5 separate regions of the Mus musculus genome follow, and regions 1, 2, 3 and 5 are each linked to region 4. The links are chromatin loops, found by intact Hi-C in ENCODE. Cell type or tissue: heart. All regions are shown on one strand. Region 1 overlaps Ndufab1 (NADH:ubiquinone oxidoreductase subunit AB1). Region 2 has its middle 100 kb from the start of Gm39082. Region 3 holds the start of Cacng3 (calcium channel, voltage-dependent, gamma subunit 3). Region 4 overlaps Prkcb (protein kinase C, beta). Region 5 has its middle 120 kb from the start of Gm39082.

Evidence for each region. Hi-C counts contacts between places; a loop is a spot of excess contacts. Peaks named below come from ENCODE experiments on the same cell type or tissue, not always from the same donor. Only the 100,000 strongest peaks of a DNase experiment are listed, where the experiment ranks them.
Region 1: a loop joins it to region 4, with 2.5 times the contacts of the local background. A loop is called at or near these places in 3 of 42 quality-filtered maps.
Region 2: it touches region 4 in a loop (5-fold over the local background); 3 of 42 quality-filtered maps call a loop at or near these places.
Region 3: it touches region 4 in a loop (2.9-fold over the local background); 28 of 42 quality-filtered maps call a loop at or near these places.
Region 5: it touches region 4 in a loop (2.5-fold over the local background); 2 of 42 quality-filtered maps call a loop at or near these places.

Annotation. Positions count from the first base shown.
Region 1 is chr7:122,096,321-122,101,320 of GRCm38, forward strand. It overlaps Ndufab1 (NADH:ubiquinone oxidoreductase subunit AB1), which reads right to left. Exons shown (of 5, transcript NM_001360744.1): 2 at 289-411. Among named protein-coding and RNA genes, the nearest start is that of Ndufab1, 3.0 kb to the right of the region's middle. In heart, a CTCF peak has its summit at 3,044 (motif pointing right); no DNase peak of the experiment used is centred here; H3K4me3 peaks cover 800 bases; H3K27ac peaks cover 482 bases.
Region 2 is chr7:122,818,953-122,823,952 of GRCm38, forward strand. No RefSeq gene overlaps it. Among named protein-coding and RNA genes, the nearest start is that of Gm39082, 100 kb to the right of the region's middle. In heart, no CTCF peak of the experiment used is centred here; DNase peaks (open chromatin) are centred at 1,839, 2,179 and 2,419; H3K27ac peaks cover 1,396 bases.
Region 3 is chr7:122,668,257-122,673,256 of GRCm38, forward strand. Cacng3 (calcium channel, voltage-dependent, gamma subunit 3) reads left to right here and starts at 3,488. Exons shown (of 4, transcript NM_019430.2): 1 at 3,488-3,728. The coding sequence starts at 3,518. In heart, no CTCF peak of the experiment used is centred here; a DNase peak (open chromatin) is centred at 2,735; H3K4me3 peaks cover 960 bases; H3K27me3 peaks cover 2,038 bases.
Region 4 is chr7:122,468,090-122,473,089 of GRCm38, forward strand. All of the region lies in intron 5 of Prkcb (protein kinase C, beta), which reads left to right. Among named protein-coding and RNA genes, the nearest start is that of Gm51497, 170 kb to the left of the region's middle. In heart, a CTCF peak has its summit at 2,713 (motif pointing right); DNase peaks (open chromatin) are centred at 2,732 and 4,332.
Region 5 is chr7:122,801,273-122,806,272 of GRCm38, forward strand. No RefSeq gene overlaps it. Among named protein-coding and RNA genes, the nearest start is that of Gm39082, 120 kb to the right of the region's middle. In heart, no CTCF peak of the experiment used is centred here; a DNase peak (open chromatin) is centred at 2,989.

The DNA.
Region 1 (5,000 bases), 370 kb before region 4:
AGGGAGACTTTAAATTGAGTATTTGTTTGGACCCTTTGAATTTTATACTGTATGATTAAATTTGCTAAAGAAAAAAAAATGGACTGGTGAGATGGCTCGGCCGGTAAAGGAGCTTGCCACCAATCCTAATGACCCCGAGTTCGATTCCTGGGACAGACACGGCAAAAGCAGAACTGACTGCTACAAATTGTCCTGTGACTTCCTCAGGGAGCCATGACATGCGTATATACGTGCACAAGTATACACACACAAAGGAATAAAGGAAAAGATAAAACCAAAACCAGTTACCTTTTCTGGATCAATCTTATCATAGAGTTTCAAGACATACAGAACTCGGTCCTTGATTCCGTCTAACGTCAGTGGGGGTGCGTCACTGTACTGGCGGCACAAATGTGTGACTGTTCCAGGCACCTAGAACAAAGGCAGGAAAGAGAGACTGTCACTCTATCCCAAATGTCTTTACATAAATGCACACAACTACTGGTATCTGTTTTAAAATGTACACAAACATTTTTTTTATTTGGGAGAGGGATCTACATGTACCGCAGCACATGACTGGAGGTCAGAGGTCAAGCGTGGGTGTCAGTTCTCGCCTTCCCTAGGACATCCTGGGGATTGAACTGAGGGGCATGAGGATTGGTGGCAGGTGCCTTGACCTGGTGCCTCCTCACTGCCTCCCTCCAGGTATGGCTCACAAAGCTTCTTGAGCCCTACAGAACCCCACCATCTCTCTCTCCAATGTGGCCATTACTGAATACCGGGTCACACACTCTCCACTGTGGCCATTACTGAATACCGGATCACACACTCTCCAATGTGGCCATTACTGAATATCGGATCACACACTCTCCAACGTGGCCATTACTGAATACCGGATCACACACTCTCCAACGTGGCCATTACTGAATACCGGATCACACACTCTCCAATGTGGACATTACTGAATACTGGATCACACACTCTCCAATGTGGACATTACTGAATACCGGGTCACACACTCTCCAATGTGGACATTACTGAATACCGGATCACACACTCTCCAATGTGGACATTACTGAATACCCGGGTCACACACTCTCCAATGTGGCCATTACTGAATACCCGGGTCACACACTCTCCAATGTGGTCATTACTGAATACCGGGTCACAGGGCTCGGTCAACAGAGAAGCTCTAGCTTCAGAATGGTTGTCGCTTGTCCTCAAAATCAGGACTGGTCCCTCTAGCTTTGGACATCATCTTGTTCGGTAAGACTGTCACTAACATAAAATCATCACAGAAATGCTTAAGTTCCCTCATGGCAAATGTAGCATGCCACAGCCTCTTCATTGCACTGCCACCACAGGCATGAGACAAAAGAACCCACCCTAACAGCTGGGATGGTATACAGAAGATCTGATTTGGCTTTGATGGTAACTAGTCTCTGGCTAGAACAAATGAAACCAGCCACCACCCCTAAGCCTCACAGCCCCATGTATTTCGCTGGCAGGTAAGAATGCCCTACAGCCCACCAGACATACAAACCTTTCTGAGTGTTCTTATGATGAAATCCAACTATTTCTGCTCTTAGGCTGCTGCTGCTTCTGTTTTATACTCAGTTGGGTCCTGCAGCCTAGATTTCACCTACCAAGTATGGGAGAGCACTGTCTGTCTGGCAGGGCGTTTTAAGTTCTTAGTTTGCAGCTAAGCCTCTTCCACAGAAAATGAGTCTGCTGCTGGGCTTTTAATCCCAGACACTTGGGAGGGGAGGCAGGAGAAACAAGTTGAAAGCCAAGCTGAGCAATTTACTGATAACCTGTCTCAAAGTAAAGAGGGGCAGGGAGAGCAACTTGCTTAGCATGTATGAAACCCTGGGTTCAACACTGAAGGAGGAGGAAAAGGACAGCAATATGGATCAGAGGGTAAAGGTGCTTGCCAAAACCAGGCTCCCTCGAGTTATCCTCTGACCTGCACACACATGCTCACACTAAACAAATACGTGTGCGAGAGAGAAAGAGCTGGGTTTGCTTCTTGGCACTCATGACCCTGAGTGTGTCTATGAAAAATGATCTAAGAGCTGCTGTGGTGTCAAATGTTGTAACCCTAACACTTGGGAGCCTGAGGTAGGACTTTCCAGAGTCCAGGCAAGCCTATGTATAGCAAGGACATACGTAAGACTAAACCTATGTACACGTCCTTATCAAGATATACTTACCTTGCAGCAGACTCATTTAATCAGCAAACTAGAGAGATTAGCTGAAGAGATAGAGTATAGATGATTTCCGAATAAGTAGGCGGGGCACTTTTTTGTGTCTAAATCCACTGATCCTTTTATACTATGTATCAGAGGCCTTCAATAGGGACACAACACCAATCCTACTCATTACAATGACCTAAAGAAGTCACAGATAAGATGAAGCAGACAAGAGGCTCAGTGGTTAAGAGCACTGACTGCTCTTCTGAAGGTCCTGCGTTCAAATCCCAGCAACCACATGGTGGCTCACAACCATCTGTAATGAGATCTGACGCCCTCTTCTGGTGCATCTGAAGACAGCTACAGTGTACTTAGATATAATAATAAATAAATCTTTAAAAAAAAGATGAAGCAGACAGGAATAAGAGAAAGGGAGAAATATGTTAATGGTGAGAATGACAGAAAAGTCTGAGGTAGGAGGATCTAACATATCCCATGTGCATATCAAGGAGTTGAAAAGAGATTAGAAACTATTAAGGAATTGGGGTTGAGGGCTTGTCCAGCATGAGTGAGACCCCAGGTTCAATTTCCAGACTGTAAAGAAAAGAAGATCCAAGCAGATTTGGAAAGACATGGTGGTTCAGGGCTGCAGTCCTAGTACTTGGGAGGGTGAGGCAGAGTAACATATTCTCACCAACCTGAGTTCCAAGGCTAGACTGAGATAAAGTGAGACTGTCTCAAAGACAACAGTCACAGAAAACACAGGGCTGGTATGAAGTGGAATTAACATGGAAGAGAAGAAACAGTGCCGAGAACAGGCCGTGAGAAAAGTGGTTGGGAGTGTCTTATAGGTATGCAGTTACTAATGTAGGCCACTAGGTGTCAGTAGCTCACCAGGCATCACTGGTAGGTTCCTACAGGGCCAGGTGTATGCCCAAAGATTGACTATGGTAGTATAAGCACTTTACCTTTTACAATGAAACTGACACAGGATGGTTAGGTATCCTGCCCCAAGTTCCCCTGCATTCCCTCTTGGAGTAGCGAAACCACCTTCTCCTGCCAGAGGTTAGAAAAGCACCTTCCGGTGCTGGTGAGATGGCTCAGAGGTTAAGAGCACTGACTGCTCTTCCAAAGGTCCTGAGTTCAAATCCCAGCAACCAAATGATGGCTTACAACCATCCGTAACAAAAATCTGATGCCCTCTTCTGGAGTGTCTGAAGACAGCTACAGTGTACACACATATAATAAATAAATAAATCTTAAAAAAAAAAAAAAGAAAAGCACCTTCCCTGTGGTCAAAACAGGTTGTCTCAGCAGCGTTCTTCCCCAGACTCACATGTGACATAAATCGTCTCTAAGCACCAAAGATGGCACTATGTGCAGTGACTGTAAGCTGGCCTGATCCTGATGAGTTACCATCAGAGTCTATCTTGCTCCCCTTTGTCTTCTGTTTATGAAAAAAGCTTTAAAGGCCATGTCTGTCACCTGCTCACTGCAAACCTCTGGAAATGAAGCACCTCAAACACAGCTGTTTGACATAAACCCTCGCCTCTTCAAAACTCTCCCTTGTTCTACTCTCCATATTCTGGAAACTTCCAAGCCAACTGATTTCACTCATCTAAGCTGGGTGAGTCAGAGAAAACCCTTTAACAAAGCTTGCTTACCATCTGCTTTCTGGCTGTGCAGAGGACATCCACAGTCCAATAACAAATCTAAAATGTTTTGCAAACAACTGTGTCTCCACATCTGTGAATGACCGTAACCAAAACCATTCTGTAAGCATAAAGCAGTTCCTCTACTATCTGTATAAAGCAGACAGAGAGCACACCACCTGTTCAAAGCATGGTCCCAGGACCCCATCTAGAAAGCCCACAAAAATACTTTATGCACAACTTAAGTTTGAGAAGTAACATTTTAGCTTAATCTGAAATTGGTCTCTAGATCCTAAGGCACAGCAGCTTTACTGCCCTTTTTTTTTTTTTAAAGATTTATTTATTACATGTAAGTACACTGTAGCTGTCTTCAGACACACCAGAAGAGGGCGAAATATCTCGTTACAGATGGTTGTGAGCCACCATGTGGTTGCTGGGATTTGAACTCTGGACCTTCGGAAGAGCAGTCGGGTGCTCTTACCCACTGAGCCATCTCACCAGCCCCCTTTACTGCCCTTTTAACACTTTTATAATGACAACCTTTTGGTCTAGCCAATGGGACAATGGCCTGCCTATCTATTACACTGTCGGTGAATCTCAACACAGGATGTAGAACCTTAGCTCTTCTTGTAGCGTGCAGGTGTGACTGAAACCACTACTTCAGGAAGGTCACTGAGTATGAGAATCGGTTCTTCAACTTGGCCCAAAGTCTACTACAGTACTTCCTAACCTTGCATGCACACTGGAACTTAAAACGCCATGCCAGGGCTTGATACCAGCGGAAAGAGTCAGAAGGGGAGCGGGAAGAGGGCTAGTTAGGGTTGAAAGTGACATCCTCACAGAGTTTAAGCCCCACACTGGTTTCATCAAATATGCAAACTACACAGGACTTGTTTCCTATCCTTACTTCCAGAAAGTTCACAGACAAAAGGTGCCACAGGGGGGAAATTACAATAGAACTCTGGGAACCTAGAGAATACTCTGCAGAGGACTATTATGGGCAAGTGGCTTTCCTCTTGTGTACGTCCTTGGAAGTGACCACGGTAATTGCCAATCGCAGTAGGTGCTCTACTCGAACTCTCACCTAAACTTCATTGCCACTCCGCAAGGATGAGAGCTGGTGTCCAATTTTGTTCTTCAGTCAAGACTGGGTCAAAAGCCGGGCATGGTGGCGCAC
Region 2 (5,000 bases), 350 kb after region 4:
CCTATGGCAACAAGGTATTAAACAGATAAAGGAGAAATTGTGGTGTGAAAATAGAGAGTAATTACCATGCGGAGGGAATTTTATGTCACAAGTGTGCACAGTTAAACCTGCTCATTACATTAAGCCATCTCTGTAGGACTTTACTGGATACTGTGGGCATCACAGAGGTGGTTAGTAATCCAACACAAAGACTGTGGCCTTGGATTTAATTTGTTAAAATTCTTTCTGGCCTATTCAATGGCATCTGTGGCCAGCACCAAGGGCATTCTCAAAAGTACCTTGTTAATTCTAATGGCCAGTCTTCACTGGTTCCAAAAGGCACAGCAGGTTAAAACAGCAGTGAGATAGGCATGGGCAGAATCTGGTGTCCTCTGATGGACGGCTGCAGCATTAATTACCATTCTTAGCTGCTCGCCATCCATCAAACCATCTCTAATTCAAAGGATAGCCATCACCTTCACCTGCTACCATCTCCTGGTTGAGACAGGGAGGGAACAAGAAGATGCAAGAGCAGCATTCTGTTGGTGTTTGGCTTTTCTCTTAGGATCTCAATCACGGTTCGTTGTCCTGTGACACAGGACAGCTGACGAGGTAGGAAAGAAATCAAAGCTTCTCCTAATTAGAGGAACAGCGGTGATCCAGAATAGAAAGTAAGAGAAAGAATCTTGACTTGAGTAGTGTTGGTTTTACGGACTTTAGACAAGTAGGGCATTCTAGACTTTCGTTCACATCAGCTCAGTGAATAAGGAGGAAGACTGTGGGATCCGTCATTAAAGCACTCACGGACACATTACTCTTCTGTAGTAAGGGAGGTGGGTAGAAACATGGTAGGCAAGGATTTGCTTAGAAGTTCATTTCTCAGCTTCCTCTTAATCTTTCCCCACATACAAAACCAACAGGTATTTGTGTGTGTGTGTGTGTGTGTGTGTGTGTGTGTGCCTAGAAAATTATGCCCTAAAATATAGCAGTTTCCCATGACAAGACCCTTGAATTGAAGAACGAGAGTGTCACAGTGCCCAATCCTTATCAAGTTATTTTCTGGTTTCCTCTCCCTCAACCAACACTCTAAATTCTAAGAATTAAGATGCTGACTGCTGTATAACCTTTCAGAGCTATAGAATATAGCCCAGGATATCTGATGACTGTCAGATAACACCAACATGGGCAATGCCTCTCCTTATTCAAGTCCTGTGCATCAACTAAATACAAAGCATGTAAATTGCTGAGAAGTTGAACTTACTGAAAATCCATATACTGGGAACAGAAAAATGTGTGAGAGCCAGAAGTGGGGAATGACATCAGGGAAACAGAAGAACTTGTGAGTAGAAAAGAACCTGTGAGTAAACAGGTTATAGGTCCTAGAAGAGAATCTACCACCAATCTACCTACTACTGATCTATCTATTATTCTGCTAAGTGGGCACAGTGCTAAACTGACTTACATGGACTTATTACTGTTTACCTATAGATTAATGCATCTCTCACTCCTCACCAGAGAACTTTCTTTTTGCAGTAGATGGTGATTAGAATAGAAACACATGACTGCTCAGTGTGCAGAGAATGAGAGCCTGTGGGCTGCTCTACCATAAATGGATCTACACCATACTCTCACCTTGCAGTCCTCGGGGATCGTTGTGGAAAGAGGGAACAGAAAAATGTGTAAGAGCCAGAAGTGGGGAATGGCATCAGGGAAACAGAAGTTTTGAAGCATGCACAAGACTTGAGTAAGCTAAAGCCGGACCATATCCCCACATTCAGGGGATAGGGTGTGTGTGGAAGAGTAGGCGTGAAGAGCCACCGCTGCCTGCAGAGCTATTGGCCTTTGATAGCTGCTGGGAGAGGGAAAGTGTGGCCCTGGCAGGTCAACAGTGCTCCAGCATCCGGTCACACATTCAAGAGTATATGGACAGCACAAATTAGACTTGATGTTTTGTTTTTAAAGGGGGACACAAAGTTGAATGGGTGAGAATGAGGGCAGTTGTGAGAAGGGTAAATATGTTCAGACTGCATTGTTCATACACTCTCAAAGAACTAATAACAATTAAACTTTATTTTATTTTTTTTAAAGCCATATGTTTGTCTAAAGAAGTACAGGAACCAGCCCCAAGAACTCAAGGCCAGTTTAGAATGCTCTGGCCCAGCATCACAGGATTTCCTGCCCATTGTCTCACTGTGCTTAGTTTTCCTTCCTGTAAAAGCCTTCTCATGTACTTGGGTTCCCTTGGTGTTAGAAATAAACAAAAACCTGGATATCACACAGAAGAAGAAACTAATAGTGCCAGAGTGGCTCGGCAAGGCAATTCTTTTTATTAAAAAGGTGCATCAAGACCTATAGCCGTCTAGCAAGCATGCTTGACCAAGGCAGTTTCCATCTTTACCCCATGTACGTACGTACTGACCGCGTCTCACCTGATTGGTAGAGCTTGATGTCACAGTCTGACACAGCTGGCTAGTCAGCACAAAGGGAAAGGGACAGTTCAGGAAACGTAAGTCCTTGCCCAGCTAACTTCCTTTTGTACGGGGCAGGAAAGTAAGACAGAAAGACAATGATTTCTTGAAATAGCTTTTTACATTTTTTATACCAAAAATAGCCCCTCCCTTACCTTCCCAGAAGCCCTTGAATAACCCTAATTGCCTTCCCACCTTCCTGAGTATTGCCTTTCAAGCAGGGAGCAGTCATACTTGAATCTGGTAGCATTCTCTCTAACCCTCTTCTCTCCTGTCTCTCACTCATTTTTCTCTCCCAATACATACATAAGGGGGGCTTCCTTTCTGAAGTCTCTTTATCTGCCTAAAAGTCAATCCTCTAAAAATGAACATTTTTGTATACCCCTCCTTGAAAAATCTTATAAACAAAGAAAAATTAACTCACAACTGTTGAGTCTCAAACCCTGGGACAAATGACTCTGGTGCCTTATTTAACATATCAAGGAGGACCTGGCCACCAAGTTCTCCCAGCAACCCTCAGTCCCTACCTGTTACAGCTAGCATACCCACCCACTACCCTAAACTTCTCCAGTGCAGGGGCTGCCCATTCCTATATAGTCCAATCATTTTGGTTACCTGGTCCTTTTTGACAGAACACAGTCAAAAAGACTGACCCATGGTGAGCAAGGCCTTGAGGGACTGTGAGAGACACACCAGAATGAAAATGCAAAGGGCCTTTTACCTCAGGTGCTTTTTATTTCCTGGATTATTCTTGGATGTGATTTTTTTTTTTTTTTTTGCCTCCTGTGACAAACATTTACATTCAATTTATAAGACATGTTTACTCTTGTTAGACATCAGAACATAGCTACAGAATCCAATCTGGTCAGTGTACCCGGAATCTGGATATGGCCTTCTGCCTTGCCTTCATGTGTTCCCAGATAAAACCTATAGTATGTGGCAGGCAGTTGTGTTTAAAGACAACCCAAACTCACCATACATTTTCTCTCCTTTCTGCTTCCAAAACTTGTTCCCACCTCCAAGCCCTGAGCTATTGTTCCTTTCTACAGCTACGACACTATAAGAACTTCAGTCATCTAGACATCCCTTGAGTCTCACACGGGGTGACAGTCCTGTGCATAGGCATATCATTCCTACCTGTTAACTTATCGTCATTTATTTCCCACACTCAATTGTCAGAGAGTAGAGATTTTCTCTCTCCTAGACTGGTTACTTTTCTCATCATTGAGAAAAAAAAAAAAATACTTGACAAAAGCAACCTAAGGAAGGAAGGATTTATTTTGGGTCACAGTATGAAAGGGGACAGTCCACTAGGATGTCGGGCAGAGAGTGAGACCCTTGTCACATTGCACCCATACCCAGGAAGCAGAGCGGGATGAACTGGTACTCAGCTTGCGTTTTTCCTTCTTATTCAGTGCGAGAGCCGCTCATGGGATGGCACTGCCCACCTCCAAGGTGGGGCTTCCGTCCTTAGTTAAACCTCTCTGGAAACATCCTCACAGATATACTCAGAGGTGTGTTACCATGGCGATTCTAAAATCAGTCACATTTTTAATGAGATGAAGCATTACATCTCTCCTCCATATGCCTTGCCTTAAGCATAAAGAAGGTTGTTAGGAGTTTGGATGGTTACCCTGCCCCACCTTAGCCCTTCCAAAATGTATGCCCTCTAATTAAACAGCCAGAACCTTGTCACCTAAACTGAAAACCTTGAAGTCATTCATCCCAGATGCCTTCCTCTCTGCACGCTGTGAGACCTCTGGGCTTTTCCCTCCCACACACCCCTTCCTTCATCCCATCATTCCAGTCGCGCCCCTGGTGCCATGTTACTTCTATTGCCTTCATCTGCCACATTCACAATGGCTTACCTTATTTACTTTTTGAAAATTACTTTTAATTGCATGGAACATGAATACATTATCATTTTTAAGGCAGTAACAATATAGGTAACCAAAAATTCAAGATTAAACGATGATAATCTTTGGGCACTTTCCAGATATCTTCTATGAATATCTATTTTTTAAAATGTTACATTGTATATAATGCCATACACGGTTTTGTCTCTTTCTGTTTTTAACCTAGCAATGTATCCTGGGCATTTCCCATGTGAGTGTGTACCGACCTCATTTGTTCTATTACATACATGTCCTGGGGTGACAAGAGGCTTCTGTTCAGTCTTGGTTCCCATTTCCTGGTGTTCCTGCCTTGCGTAATCCTCTCTCGGGGTGTGTCTGTGAGGGTGTTTCCGGAATAAATTAGCATCTGAATCAGTAGACTGAATGAGGAAGAGCCACCCTCACCAATGTGGGCAGCATCCTCCTGAACCTGCAAAGGTTCGGATAGAACAAAAAGGCAGAGGAAGACTGAGTCTGTTTCTCTGCTCTGGAACTGAGACAGTCAAGGCTTTTCTTCATTTTTCAAGTAAAATCAAACCTTGGTAGTGCACGCCTCTAACAACAGCAGGGGGCAGAGGATTATATGTTTCAGGCCAGCCTGGGCTACATGGCAACACTCCTCCCCCCCCCAAAAAAAAAAATTAAGACAATACTCAAG
Region 3 (5,000 bases), 200 kb after region 4:
CTTCAGTCAGATGCTCTGACATGTTCCAAATGCCCTCACATTCAAATTAGCTTTGGCTTTGCACAAAGGTTACCAAGGATGATCTAATGTCATCAAGCTATAGCACAAAGCTCTATTCTTGGGCATTGCAGCCATTTCTCTTCTGCTTTCTGAGTATGATTGTTTTCCTTGTCCACATGAGCACTTGGCTGTTCTTCTCAGTAGTCTACCTGGGTACTTGGTTCTATCAGCTAGACACCCAGTATGTGTGGCTTTCTGTTACAAATCTGAGGATGTGGATCTGGGGCTACCGTTGCTTTGCTGTGCGTCTGGTGAATGGAGTCATGGAGTGCACTATCCCTAAGGCCAAAGCCCTCCCACCATCACTGCCTTGCTACAGAGTGCACCTTTCCCACCTCTGCTGGAGTGAGAGAAGAATAAAACAGATCAAGGAAGGTCTGTTTGATTGTTATTAATTACTTCATATTATTTAAACTTCTGAGAGTGAGAAGAAAATATCCTCCTATCTTATAAAACCTCCCAGGAAAGACCAACTTCACCTTCATGTAACTATGTGGCCTTTTAAATTGATAGTTATCAATCAAGCTGTGTGTGAAAGCTATACCTGTAATCCCGGCATTCTAGGCATGGTATTTTTTTCTTATACAGAAAATCTGTTTCTCAGTTATTAGTATTGACATTCTTTTTTTCTTATTTTATTTATTTTTATTAGATATTTTCTTTCTATACATTAGTATTGACATTCTTGATCACTATTATTTTTGTTGTTAATACAAATAATAGTGATTGCTAACTTCCTTTCTCTTTCTTTCTTTCTTTCTTTCTTCTTTTTTTTTTTTTTTTGAAATGGTCTTAATGTAGTTTAGGCTGGTCTCAAACTTGTTAGAAAACCTAGGATGGCCTTGAACTGTTCTTCCTGCTCCTTACAGGAAGGCTCATGTATCTTTCCCCCATTGCCTTCCATGTGTTTCTAGTCTTGTTAGTTATGGTTTTGGCCCTAAAAATGCATTTCATTTTGTTATATGTTAAATTGTCAGTATAAATGTGACATACATATATACAACTCAATGCATATAAACAGACAAATCCACACTGTACCTGCATATTCGCACACACACACATACATACATACATACAGCTGTGTATTTATATAAAGCACGATCACATGACCCTACAAACTGCACCATGTGTGTGTACACATATACTCACATATCTACTTTATGTCTGCAACAAATTCATAGGCATTCAGAAATCATGACAAAATTGACCATAGTACTCATTTAGACATAAACACAACTATACAAATAAGCCTATATGTGCACGCATATGTATATATAACACCAAGAACCAAATCTTCAAATGACATTAACATAAAAATAAAAATATCAAAGTAACAAAAAGGTTGTGAGCCAAGTCTGAGACTTCTTCAGTATATTGCCCCTACTCAGTTACCTGAATAGAAGCTCTCATACAGCCAGAAATGGCATCCTGGGGAATGGAGATGTCTGTGATCCCCTTCCATTATATGTTTGTCCAGTTAAATAACACTCAACTATGACAGCTGGTTGTGGGCACATCTCATGGGTTGTAGAAATAGCGCATGCAGCCTCAATTCCAAGCATCCAAATGGGTGTTACTACCTGTCAGCCCACAAGAAAATAATTGGTCAGAGCAATTCGGTGGAATGCCTGAAGTCAACTTAGTGTGTGTCCTTATCTATATGCTAGAACATATGGAACCGGGAAGCTGGTCTGTGCCAGTTCTTTTCAGCATTTGCTATTTCTGAGGGAAAGAACTCACAGGTGTGTGATGACATTTGTGCTTTGGGCAAGCAAGGAGCCCAGACCTAATTACACCTGCATCCTGGTCTGACTTAGAAGATGTTAACAAATGAACAGCACCAGGGCCTTTGGAGAGAAGCTGACGTTTTCAATGCTCTCTCATCCTGAATTCACCACCCCCTCAAATGTAAAAGTGTGAAAATATTTAAGAAGTGTATTCAGAAATCAAACCTTTACATCCCTTCATCCAAGGTCCCTGATATGTAAACAACAGTTTAGGTACATTTAGTTCCTTCAGCCCTTTAGAGGTATATATGTTCACATATACATATGAATGGTTCTGGGTCTGATGTAAGCACACTGTCTCCTGTGTAAATCTGAGCTCCGGAGACAGGAGGGTAGACATATTGGTTTGTTTTCTGAGGAATGAAATTGAGACAAATACACATAGACAACATTTTGCCCACCCAAGTGAGCCACCAGTCAGTCTCCCATCCCTTTAAAAAGATTAGATCTTTCCCGGCTTCTGTCTCCCTAGTGGACTCCTGCAGCAAAGAGCAAAGTTGCCTGGCTCATTGGGCTCAGGGATGAGGAGGAGGGTTGATTAGAGAATGCTGCGTGGGGTGGGCTCTGAGATAACGCGCGCGCCAGAGTGCGCTGTGGGCCCTTGTCCTTAACCCTTCCCTCTGAGGAGCCGGATCCGCCGTACTGCAGTGCCCTGAAGCCCTGATGCTGATTGCCCTGGGCTCCCGAAACTTTGCTTGGTTGTGGGCTTGAGTACGCAGAGCTGAGCTGGCTGGCTGGCTCTAGGAACGCACTAGGAGAGTGTTAGGGAAGGGACCCTTCAGCACCCGGAGTTCCTAGACTAGGACCACGAGGAACGGTGCAGCGGCAAGGGGAGCTGTCCCTTCAGCACCACGGACCTCCAACGACCCGGCCTTGAGAAGTGGGAGGCTGGGCAACAGGAGAGGAGCTGTCCGCTCAGCACCACGGACCTCAGCTCTCCGACGCAAGTGGCCGGCCCCCGCCCCAGGACTCTCCCTTTTCTCCAGTTTGCGCGGGGGTGTGGAGAGCAGGCGGAGAGCTTTCCTGGGAGGCTGGGGAAGCAGTGAACACTCTTCTCAGCGACTCGCCTCCCAGCAGAGCTATTTTTTGCCATCCGCCCTCACCCCCAGCACACGCGCTCGCACACACGCACGCACGCGCGCACACACACACAAACACACACTCACACACACATACACACGCACACACACACATACACACGTACACACACACTCACACACACGCGCGCACACACGCACACACGCTCACACGCTCACACACCAGACCTCTCTGGGTTTCTTTTGCCTTGAGTCTCTCGGGGCTGTGAGAAACCAGGCGCATCTCAAACCAAGCTGGCAGCTCCAAGCTCCGAAGCCATGCCCTGCACAAACGCTAGTCCTCACCAAGCTCCTGAGGAATGAAAGCAACCCAGGAATCCTCTGACCGCGGCAGTGATGTGGACCAACCCCCTGGAGCCCGCACCCTCCCGAGGGCCATAGAGGACTCGGGGAACTGGAGAGAGCCCAAGACAGGAAATCCCAGCTTTCCCAAAGTCCCCGTGGATGCTGACAAAAGGAGATCTGGATTTTTGGAAGAGGCCGTCCTAGGTTACCCAGCTGCAGAGTGATTCTCCCGTCTGTCACTGAATCTACCCCTCCAACCCCCAGCCGTTCAGAGTACCATGAAGAATTATGAGGATGTGTGACAGAGGTATCCAGATGTTGATCACTACTGTAGGAGCCTTCGCAGCTTTTAGTTTAATGACCATTGCAGTGGGCACGGACTACTGGCTATATTCCAGAGGTGTGTGCAGGACTAAATCTACAAGTGACAATGAAACCAGCAGGAAGAATGAAGAAGTAATGACCCACTCCGGGTTGTGGAGGACCTGCTGCTTGGAAGGTACTTACAAATTCCTCTCACTGGCTCTGAATGATCTGCTTCTAATGTCCTGACATGTGTTGGGGGGGAAATAGAGGCAATGGAGGGGAAGAAAAATAGTTTTAATTGTTGTTGGAAATATGTGAGGGTCCAGACTATGCTTCCACGGAGCCTGGTGCTGTGTGGATGGAAGGGTTGGGTCTTGTTGATTGGTTTTGGTCTATGCCAAATGTGATGTGATTTTGTAACGCTCTTAAACACCTTCTGCAGTTGAGAAAGCCTCTAATCCCGAGTCTCTAAGCATGTTGTGCACTGCTTGGATTTCTGTCTATAGAAGGAGACTTTGGATTTGTTTAATTACATTTTGGTGAATGGGGATTATTAAGGAATGGAAGCAGAGAAGACAGGAAGGTGCTGAGGGACTGATCTAACCTGGAGCACTCTGATCTGGTTTTTTATCTTTTAATCAATAAAAGCTTACCAGCCTCTTCTGAGTTTGGTCCAACTAGACATTGTCATGAACTCCCTTTGTTAACTTATACTAGGGAACAATATGTAAGCCCTAATCCCCACACCCTCACATCTAAAGAAAATGTCTTTATGAATAAGTGTTTCATTATTTAGGCTCAAAATAAAACTGAAGTCTTGGTGTTTGCTCTCCACCTGACTTCATTCATAAATCACGCCCATCACCAGCAAATGTATTTCCTTGACATTTAGATAAGACTGACTCTGAGAATTGCATCTCATTGCTTCTAATTTTAAAAATTAGAGGATTTGCTCTAAATTATAATGAGGTGGGCAGGCCATTTTAGAATGTGGAGCTCTTAGGTAGCCTATGTCACTACTAAACTTGCTTCACCACTTGAAGAGTGACTGTCAGTTTCAGTGGACAATACCTGGGTATCACAAGGAGTGAAAAAATAATGAAGAAAATCAAAGCTTTGTGAACCTGCTACCTAAGGGAGCCACTAGATTAAAGGGCCACTAAGAAGGGATTTTGTCTGCTTGGTTGATTTTTGCTGTTTCTCTGGCTTCCAGGAAGTCAGTGAAGTTTATCACAGTGATAGTCAGGAAAATACAGGCTTCCTCCCCTCCCCTCGATCTCCCTTGGTTCCTCCCCCTGCATTCCCTGTGGCATTTCTCAGGGTTTCTTGGGAACTCGCATTTATGTAAATGACTTGGGAACTAATGCTATGACATCACTTGCTAGTGTAATATTGCATCATTCTCTGGCCTCCTTCCCACGTCCTGACGCTCTGAACTCTCCTGCCTATAGCGCCACTACAGTTG
Region 4 (5,000 bases):
GCACACGGCACAGGCCAGGGCCAGCCCATGCTTCCTTTCTAGCCCGGAAGTTGTAGGTGGATGTGTTGGTTGTTGAAAATCTCGAGGAATTGGAGAAAGCTGAGCTGCTCAATCCTTGTCCTGGTCCTCCCAGAGCTTTAGGGGAAGAGCCAAGGTCAGGCAATGGCCCGAGGCCCCCAACCCTAAGAGGGAAGACAGCACAAGCACTGTTCTAACTGCCCGAGGAGCTTCACTAAGGAAAGCACCACCCGACTCTGACTTGTTACCATCTCTGGAGGAGTCCCTAGCAATGTTCATTAAAATGCACCTATGTGTGGTGGCTCTCGAATTCCCTGTTTGGGAATCTGTCCAACTAAAATAAACACTGTCACACAGAGGAACAGGTACCAAATGAGCGTGTTTACCGACTGTGGTGGAAAGAGTAATAAGCTTGAACAGAACATATCCGTCTTTTGGGATGTTAGGCAGTTGCTGAAATGTCGGCTTTGAATAGGCTAGTCCTTTTCTGAACAGGAATTGTTATCCAGTTGTGCTCAGTTTATACAATTCATTAAGTCATGTAATTATATGCCATATACTTTCAAATTATGTTGTGTTTCTTTCTACTTATACGACTTAAGAAATACAAATTCTAAATAATTAAACAACACCAACCCAGCTACAGCTATTGATCTGTTGTAGAAGTTGGCAAATTATGACTTGGGGCCAAATCTAGCCTGTTTCTATAATGAGATGTTATTATACCACACTCATATTTATTTGCATGGTGTCTCTGGCTGCTTTTCTCTTTTTCAATCAAATGGCAGAGTTCATATGGTCTGTGTAGCCTGGACTATTTGCTCCTTGGCTGCCTCTGAAAAGAACCCCTGGACCTAGAGGTACATCCATAGCCATTATGTAAGAAGGTTAGGTTTCATAAAAGTATCTGCTATGAATTCCCATCGACTAAATAAGCAACTGCAGCCGATACTCCCTGTGTACAAGGTGTGTTTGTGTGTTTCATAAGTGTGGGACTAAAGGGGAGGAAGCACATGAGCTGGGCTGCAGATACTGGGGTCACAGGGGATCAGGAGTGGAGGCCTTGCTGGAGGTGGGGAGAGCATCGTCTCTTCTTCTCTTTGTTCCTCTGGTTGCAGTAGATACATTTTACATTTTTGTGTCCTGGGGCTTGAATCTAGGGCCTTGTGATGCCAGACCAATGCTGGGTACCTGAGCCTTCCTTTGAGAACTTAATTTTGAGATAGAGGCTAAAGTTATCCAGGATGAGTTTGAACTCATGATCCCCCTGCCTCATCTCCTGAAGAACTGGGATTATATCACATTTGTGTGTGTGTGTGTGTGTGTGTGTGTGTGTGTGTGTGTGTTGTATGTGTATATATAAGTATTGTAAATGTATGTACATGTGTGTATGTGTGTAATGTATGTGTATGTAAATGATGTATCTGTACATCTGTACACGTGAATACATGTGAGCATTTATGTGTATGCATATGTGTATATTGTGGCATGCATGTGTAAATGATGTATGTGTACATGTGTATGTGTGCAAGTGTGTGGATATATATGTATATATAGATGTGTGGTAAATATATATATATATATATATGAGTGTGTGTGTGTATATAGATATACATATATATGTGTTATGTGTGTGTATATTGTATAGTGTGCATGTGTGTGCACATGTGTATGCATCCATGAACAAGCACAGTGACAAGATGAGGACATTATCACTCTTGGTCTGATTTGTTACTAAATTTGGAGCTGGGCTGGCAGCCAGCAAGCCCCAGCAATTCTCCTGACTCTATCACCCTGTACGACTGCAGTTACAGGTGTGTACACCTGACGTTTTACATGGGTGCTGGGGATTTGAACCTAGGTACTTAGGGTTGTAGAGAAGGCATCCTCACCCAGAGAAGCCGTCTCCCCACTGTGTAGCCGTCCTGAAACGCACTTTGTAGACAGCCTGGCCTTGAATTCAAGAGAGATCCTTCTGCCTCAGCTCCCAAGTGCCGGGATTAATGGTGTGCACCACGATTACCCCTTCTTACTTTTATACCTTTTGAGAAAAAAAACCAAACAAACAGTAAAATGGAAAAATGTTTAAATAGGACAAAAGCTTTTAATAAAATGGCTCCCCAAAGAGTAGCAATCAAAACTGAGTGGACATACTCAGGGACTGTACATTGGTGGCTTTGAGCAGGATGCTGGGTGGGCATGGGCCTGGCAGAACCAGGCTTATGCCCTGCCTGGGAACTTCAAGTTTCTATTGCCTCTCCCTGTCTCTCTATCTCAGGAGCTGGGTCTGTTCTTTGGATTTTAGGCACACTGGTGGCCGGCCTTCTTCCGGCAGCTCCATCACCACCAAGCTCCACCCAATCCCACCTCTAGTCCAGATTCTTTTACTTAAAGAAACCCCTGCCGCGACAGTACCTTCCATTCTCAATCCTGTGGTCTGACTTCCTAATGCCTCAGAGTTCCGTTTTTTTGTTTCAGAAACCACTGGACACCCCAGCTGCTCTGTAGACCAGCTGCAACATCAGGGAACTGGTTAGACCTTCAGAAATCTCAGGCTCAACTCCAAGCCTGCAAGTCGATATCTACATTTTAACAAAATCCCTGTGCACATTTCTGCACTCAGAAATCCCAGTCACCCTGCGGCTGGTTAAGAACCCCAAGAGAAGCAGAAAGAGTTTGCCTCATTGGCCACTAGGGGGCAGGCGGCACCCGTGCTCTGCTCCCATGTGGGTTGGGCACAGGGGCCCATGTCTTGTATGGAGGATGCCTACCAGTTCCTCCACCCTCACAGCATCTCAGGTGTTGTGAAGATTTGAGATCAGAGCCCCTTGAGCCAGGACCCCCTCTTGCTCTGTTCTGAATCTTCTGTGTCTTGGCTTGAGACTCCTCATGCAGGATGAGCTCTCGGCTTGAGTTGGTACCAGATCACCAGGGCCTTCTACCCTTAGCCCGCGTCTCTACCTCCCGCAGGGAACTCGCATCTGTCCAAAAGAGCTGGCCAGGCTCCTGCTTCTGGCTGGCTTTTCTCATGGATGGGTTGCTGAAGCATTGTGGTTTCGAGTCTGGGCTTTAGGGGCAGGCTTCGGTTTGAAAGCTAGATCTCTCACGAGCAAATATTTGCCGGGTGCCTCCTGTGTTCCTCCCCTGCTCTCCTGCAAAAGACTGCAGGCACATTCACGACGCCTTCATTTTTCTCAATGATGAGAGATGAACACAAAATAAACAAGACATGTCCCTAAGACAGCCTGTGAGGAAGTAAAGGAGTGTGATCCGTGGCCTGCCTGTCACTAGCGGAGATGGTGGCATTTGTCTGAGACTACAGTGGCAAGCTTGGAAGAGAGCTTGTTGCAGTTTCCAGAAAAGAACATGACAGGCAGGGGGAACAACAGAGGCAGAGGCCAGGAGAAGAATTGTTACAGAAACTGTTTGGAGTGGGTGTGGCTAAGCCTAGTGATGCAGTGCCCAGCTTTGCCCGGTGCTGTGGTGTGGCTGGGGTGGGATCCTGGACTATTAAAGAGATAGGAAGAGAGCACTGCAGTGGAGACAGTCCAGGAAGCTCTCTGCAGGAGGCAGGATGGGAGTGGGCTAGAGGGCTGGGGGGAGCCATGGCTAATGCTTGCTGCATGCTCGTCTACCATGACAGTTCTGCCAGGCTGCCTTAGGAACTGTGGGGACGAAGGGGTGGTTCCAACTTTAGAATGGCCTTAGGTCTGGGTGGGTTCACTCTGTCTCCTCCAGCATTTGCTGACGACAACGCCAGGTCGCTCGGTGTTGGTGTTGGTCATGCACTTTTCCCATGTATGGTAACCTTTTGAGGTAGTTATTAACATCCACTCCATTTTAGAGACGAGGAAAACAGGGAGAGGGAGGAGAGGGAGAGCCAATGTTTGCAGGACTGTAAGGTAGAAAGGGTTCCTCATCTTCACATCAGCCCGTCCTTCTGCAAAATGATGTCTTCTATGGGTCGAGTCCTGGCCAGGAGGCTGGGTAAATCCCTGGACTGAGAAATAGTTAGGTGGAGGATGCCTTTTCTCACGGAACCTGGAACATTCCAGCAAGTTCTCAGGATCTGCCCCACCCACTCACCATGGGTTAGAGCTCTACTGTTCCAGGTTTCACTCGGGGGCCCGGGATCTGGACTCAAGCTTGCATGGTAAGCACTCCCACACCGACCCATCTCCTTGGGCCCTTCCTGACTGACTCTTCTGTTAACTAAATCTTCTGTCCAGTGACCTTTTAATTCCCTCTTCAGCCTGGCTGATCTGATTGTGCTCCCCTGAGCCAGAAGTCCAGGTCCCTGGGGGCCCAGCAGAGAAAGGCTGAGGTGGAGCCACACCCTGAGGAAATGGTAGTGCTTGCTTGTTTCTGCACCGATCTTTTTGGCATAGTTGGAGAGCTTACAACCTTGCAGCCAAGTCTTTGAGAAAGTGAGACACTAGGCGACTGTTCCTGGCTGCAGTGCTCTCTCTGCCTGACCTGAGAGCTGAGATCTAGGGAGCAGAGACATTCAAAGAGACAGTCTACGCCGATTGCTTCAAACACCGACCTGGTGGTGCATTTGGCCACCATTTCCTGGCCCTTACTAAATATCAGGTGCTTTAAGGAGACCGTCTCACCGAATCCCCACCTCACCTCACATCTCTGAGGATGACCACTCAGTTGTCAGGCACAATGATTGTGGTGTGGCGAGTTCAGCCCCTCGTTCAGAGTCACGAAGCTGTCAAGTGGCCCATCTAGCATACAAGACCCAGGAGTCAGACATGACTCCAGGACTTGAGTCCTCAGCCACTCCCCTGCCCACTTCCCTGGGTGCTCTCAGACATCTTAGCCTTCGAGAACTGAGAACATCAAGAGAGAGAAGGAGGGAGGAAGGGAGAGGGAGAAGAAGAGGAGAAGTGGGAGGAGGAGGAGGAAGAGAGAAGAGGAAGGAGAGAGAGACAGAGACACACAGAGACATAGAGACAGAGATATACACACAGAGA
Region 5 (5,000 bases), 330 kb after region 4:
GGTGTCTCTGGGACACTCCTGCTTAGCAACGATACCTCCCAGCCTTCCCCACTTCCCTCAGCACACTACTTTCTTTCTCTTTTTTTTCCATGAGGCTGGAAGCATGGCATTCAGTGGTAGCCTAGTTCACATCTTATCCTACCAAGGCTTGAGGGCGCCTCTCATGCCCTTGCCTCTGGTTATATTGCTGGTAACCAGAGGAACTGGGCACACTGTGATCAGTGAAACCCAGGAAAATCTTGATGTTGGAAAAGGAGCAGAGATGCTATGGAAACAATGCTCCAAATTAAAAAGGAGTCCAGGCCAGCAGGACTCAGCCTTGGCACAAGAATCCCATAGCCCAGCTAGGAGTCCCCATCCTTCCAGCCGTGTCACTTATAAACTCTGTAATTGTGAGCTAGGTTTTCTTGTCAATAAAATAGAATGATTGTTCAAGGAAATGAGGCCCCATTCCAAAAACATTAACAAACCTTCCAGTCAGGCATGGACACGTGTACCTCTGGTACCAGCTCTGTAGAGGGCAGAAAAAGCAGGAAGATAGCTTGAGCCTGAGAGTTCAAGACTAGGGGCCTGCAACATAGCTCAGTGGGCTGAGGCAAAAAAACCTCAGGGCCCAAGTTCTATCCCCACACACTACATTATTCAGTCCTCAAACCTGAAAGTAATACATACAAACATTACAATCTTCAGGCCTGCATCCAGAACAATTCTGCCCAAATTCTGTGGATGGAAGGCAGACAGCTGGGCTTCTTAAAGATTTCTTAGTGAGTCCACTGTGTCAAGTTTTGAGAATGGGTTGCATAACTCATTATTCCTTATCCCCAGTATATGTTACCAGGGAGATTTTTAAACTTACAGATACCCGAGCATCATTACCTAGTCTCTGCCCTCAGCTGGTCTGCGAAGAGTCAGTCTAGGTACAATTCTTAAAGCCCCCAGATAGCTTCAGTATGTAGTTAGGGCTAAGAATCACCAGCCTTACATATACCTACATCAAGAACCTGTGGTGACCTCCATAGCTGTTTGCACTCCTGTCCTCTCTTCAGGACTATAGTCTAGCCACTCAGTGATCTTCATGCACATCTGCTCCTGGGGCCTCTGGATGCCTCAAACTCAAAATGCCTGAAACAAAACTCAATCTCCCACACACCTTGCAGGTCACAGGGGTGGGGGTGGGGGATCTGAAGTTTTCACTGGGACAAAGATTCTGGAGGCAGAATCCATATTCCCTCTTAGCTTATTCCCCACTCAAACCAACACTAGACACGTAGTCATCTTCTTGCCTCGGGCCTCCTGAGGAGTGGAATATCGCCCTGTCAGAGCTAGAGTTATCTATCCTCCATCTATGAGGGAAGAGTAGAGGGCAAATGAAAAGACTTTGTGGGGTGGGTTGTAAGCTTAGAGTTCAAGGTTAAAGAACTGAAGAAGGGGCTCAGAGATAGCTCAGTTGGTAAGGTATCTGCCCTGAGCCCAGTCCTCAGCACCCACATGAGATAAAGCCAGGCATAGCATTGCACACTTGTAGTCTCAGTGTTGGGGCAGCTGAGACAGGCAGATGGTTGAGGCTGACTGGCCAGCCAGTGGATTTATCCTCCTGGGGCAAGTGTCAAGCCACTGGAGTGGTGCTCTGATGGAGCCCCAGGCAAAGAAGCCTGGGCGCAGCTTTTAAGTAAAGGTCTGTTTTTCATCACATCACAGATACTTCATAAGTGATCAATAAATGGTGGTTAAAAGAAATGGCACAGAGGAGAGTCTGGTTTTCTCAGCATTCCGATGATGGCAGAGGACATGAAGAAGTCAGTGAGTGGAGCTCATGTGTGCCAGAGTCCGAGGAGTCTTCAGCCACACCAGCACTCTTATTTCTAGCTCTCCCTCCGCGCGCTCCTTCCTTGAAAATGCTTTTGGATTTGCGGTTCCCTTTGCCTGGTGCACATCCCTCCTGGTGTGCCATCTGACTTGCTAAGTTGCTTCCCACAACTTCCACACATCTTTTCTCAAACATCATCTTCATGCTTTTCATCTCTTCTTAGCTTTATAAAGCTGTGACAAAATGCCTGTGAGAATCAGCTTTAAAAGAAGAAAGGTTCAGTTTGGCTCATGGTGCCTTTGGTCTGCGGCAAGGCTGAAGACCATGCCAGAAAGCATGTGGTGCGGTTGCTAGGCAAGAAGAGGAAGACTTGAGGTCCTAATATCCTCTAAAAACCGTATCCCTCTGTGACCTTTTTCTACCAAGCCCCACTTCTTAAAGGTTCTAGATGCTCTGAATAGTACCATCACCTGAGGGGAAGATCAAGTTAAAAGCATGATGTCCTCCCTTGAGGTTTTACCTTTCTCCCACTACGTAGCAGCATCTTGTATACTCAGCATCTGGCCATCCCAGGTCTCAACATCCACAAACTCAACCCACGATAGCTTGGGAATGCTTCGTTTAATTGCTTCGGCTCTGAACATGTAAGCCTTTTATCCTGTCATTATTCCTTAAACAATGTAGTGAAACAACTACTTATGCAGCATTTATATCACACTAACTATTATAAATAATCTAGCGATGATTTAAATAATAAACATATATGCAAATGCTGTGTCACTTAACATACGGGACTTGAATATTCATGGATTTGGTTATCCAGCGTCCTGGAACTACTCCCCTCAGATTGACTGTTACTGAAGAACCTAGTCTATTAACTGCTTTCTCACTTGCTGTGACCTCTGTGCAAATAACACATTGTCTGACAGGCAGCACAAATGCTTAGGGCAGTTAAAAAAAAAACACATCCTATCTCCACAGGTCACAGCCAAGTACGACTGGCAAGGGTCCAGTAATGAACTTGTTTACCAGGTGGAGGCCACACAAATCTTCTTAGAGGGGAGATCCCTTGACAAATCTCTAGACAGAGGCTCAGGACCCTGGCCATCTTTACTACAAGGAGCCACATCTCACATCAGGTGATCTGGCAGGGGGAACGGATGTGCGCAGGAGGTAGCTGTGTGGGTGGCCAGCTCCTGGGAAGCTGCCTCGCTGTGACAGCTCAACTACACTTCTGGGCAAAGTCCCATAAGGAAGCTGTGCAGATCCTGCTGTGGGAATGGACTTTTGCCAAGTGGGAATCTGAGCTGACAGGGAACCCGGGCTCTCCCCACAGCAGCACTGCTCTTAGCCAAAGTCCTTCTCAGACATCCAAGCTCAGCGGTGCGGCAGATATCTGAAGGCCAGCTCTGTGGGAGAAAGGAAAGCTGTGTACCTCTGCTTTTTACTTCATACTCATATCCAGGAGATGCATCACGTAACTTAGAAACAATTATCAAATATAAGCTACTTTCCATCTTAGACTAGGAGAAACCAGTGAATTCTTATAGGACGTTGTCACCAGGTTTTGCTGAACTCACACATCTGCAGCTGTGTTATCCAATCTTCTATTACGGCGACAAACCCCCAACTGAAGCAATCGAGTAAGAGGAGGGTTTGTTCCAACTCATGGATTCAGAGATTTCAGTCCTTCCTCAGACGTGCCATTGTAAGGCCTATGGTAAGGCTGTGCATATTGTGGAAGAGGCTACTTACCCCATGATGCCCAGGAAGAGAGAGAAAAACAGACACAGAGGGTAGATAAGTGCTTAAGGTACAAGGCATATCTCTTTAGGGCATGGGCTCAGTGAACTGCTTTCTCCAACCAGACTTTACCCAACAAGGTCATCATTTTATGAATCCATCAAAGATTTGATTCTTTAAAAGTCAGAGTCCCCAGGATTACAGGAACCCCGTCACTTTCCCAAAGCCCATCATCAGACAACCAAGTCTTTCACACATAAGCCCTGTGGTACATAGCATATCCAACCATAGCACTAATGCATGTTTACGTTCAATAACGGTTTGACAGCGTGCCCTGTACTTTGCAAAACTACCACTACAGATACAGCACATGCTGTGGGCTCATCTGATTAGCCAAGCCTTTTGGCCACTTTCTGATGTCTGCACATCTGATCAACAGAACAATAAGTCCGACGCAGACAAAAACACTGGCTGGAGACCACAATGCACATACTCAGCTTGGCTGAGTCCAAGCTACCAAGCTGTTCGCTGAGCACAGAGTTAGGAAATGGGAAAAAATGCTCAGTAGGAAGCCACTTGTTAGATACTACTTCTACAATACTTATGTAGAGGTGTGCTATACAGTATACAGCATGTGTTATACACATAAGACGTGTATAATAGCCTCTCCTCATATGCAAGGAGTGTATTCCAAGACTCCAGTGAACACTGAGACCATGCTGAACTCTAGGCATTGTATACTGTTTTCTACAGGTGCATAACTCTTATGATAAAGGGCTGTGTGTGTGTGTGTGTGTGTGTGTGTGTGTGTGTTATATGTGGTTTATGTGCACACACATGTGGGGTTGCATACACCCATTAGTGCACACAGAGGCCAAAGGAGGATGTTGGCGTCCTTTTCTGTCACTCTTCACCTATTCCCTTGAGACAAGTGACTTCAGTGAACCCGCAGCTAGATTGGTGACCAGGAAAGGCTGATGACCCTCCAGGGTACCCCTGCAGTGCTGGGTTACAAGTACACCTGTGACCATGTTTAGTTTTTTTCTTCTGGTACAAGGCATTTGAACTCAATAAAGTACTCTTACATGTTGAGCCATCTCCCCAGTTTGATAAGGTTTAATCTATAACTTATATAAAGTAATAGACTACCAAGAGCTAGTAATAAAACAGAGGAATCTTAATGAGATAATATTAATAATAATAATAAAAGTTACAACAATATATGTTCTTTCCCAAAACAGGGATTTTTTCCCATTATTATTCTGGGGCCTCTGTCACCTGCAGACTGGAAGCCCAGGAGGCAGAGTGGTGGATAAAGGAGCCCGCCCACTGTGTTTATAAACCGCAAGAGCATGGCTGGAGATGGCAATATGCATAGCTGTTACGAAGCAATGATTTCTGAGTGTTAGCTTTCAAAATGTAGCCTAACTGATTGCAAGTTTATAGCATT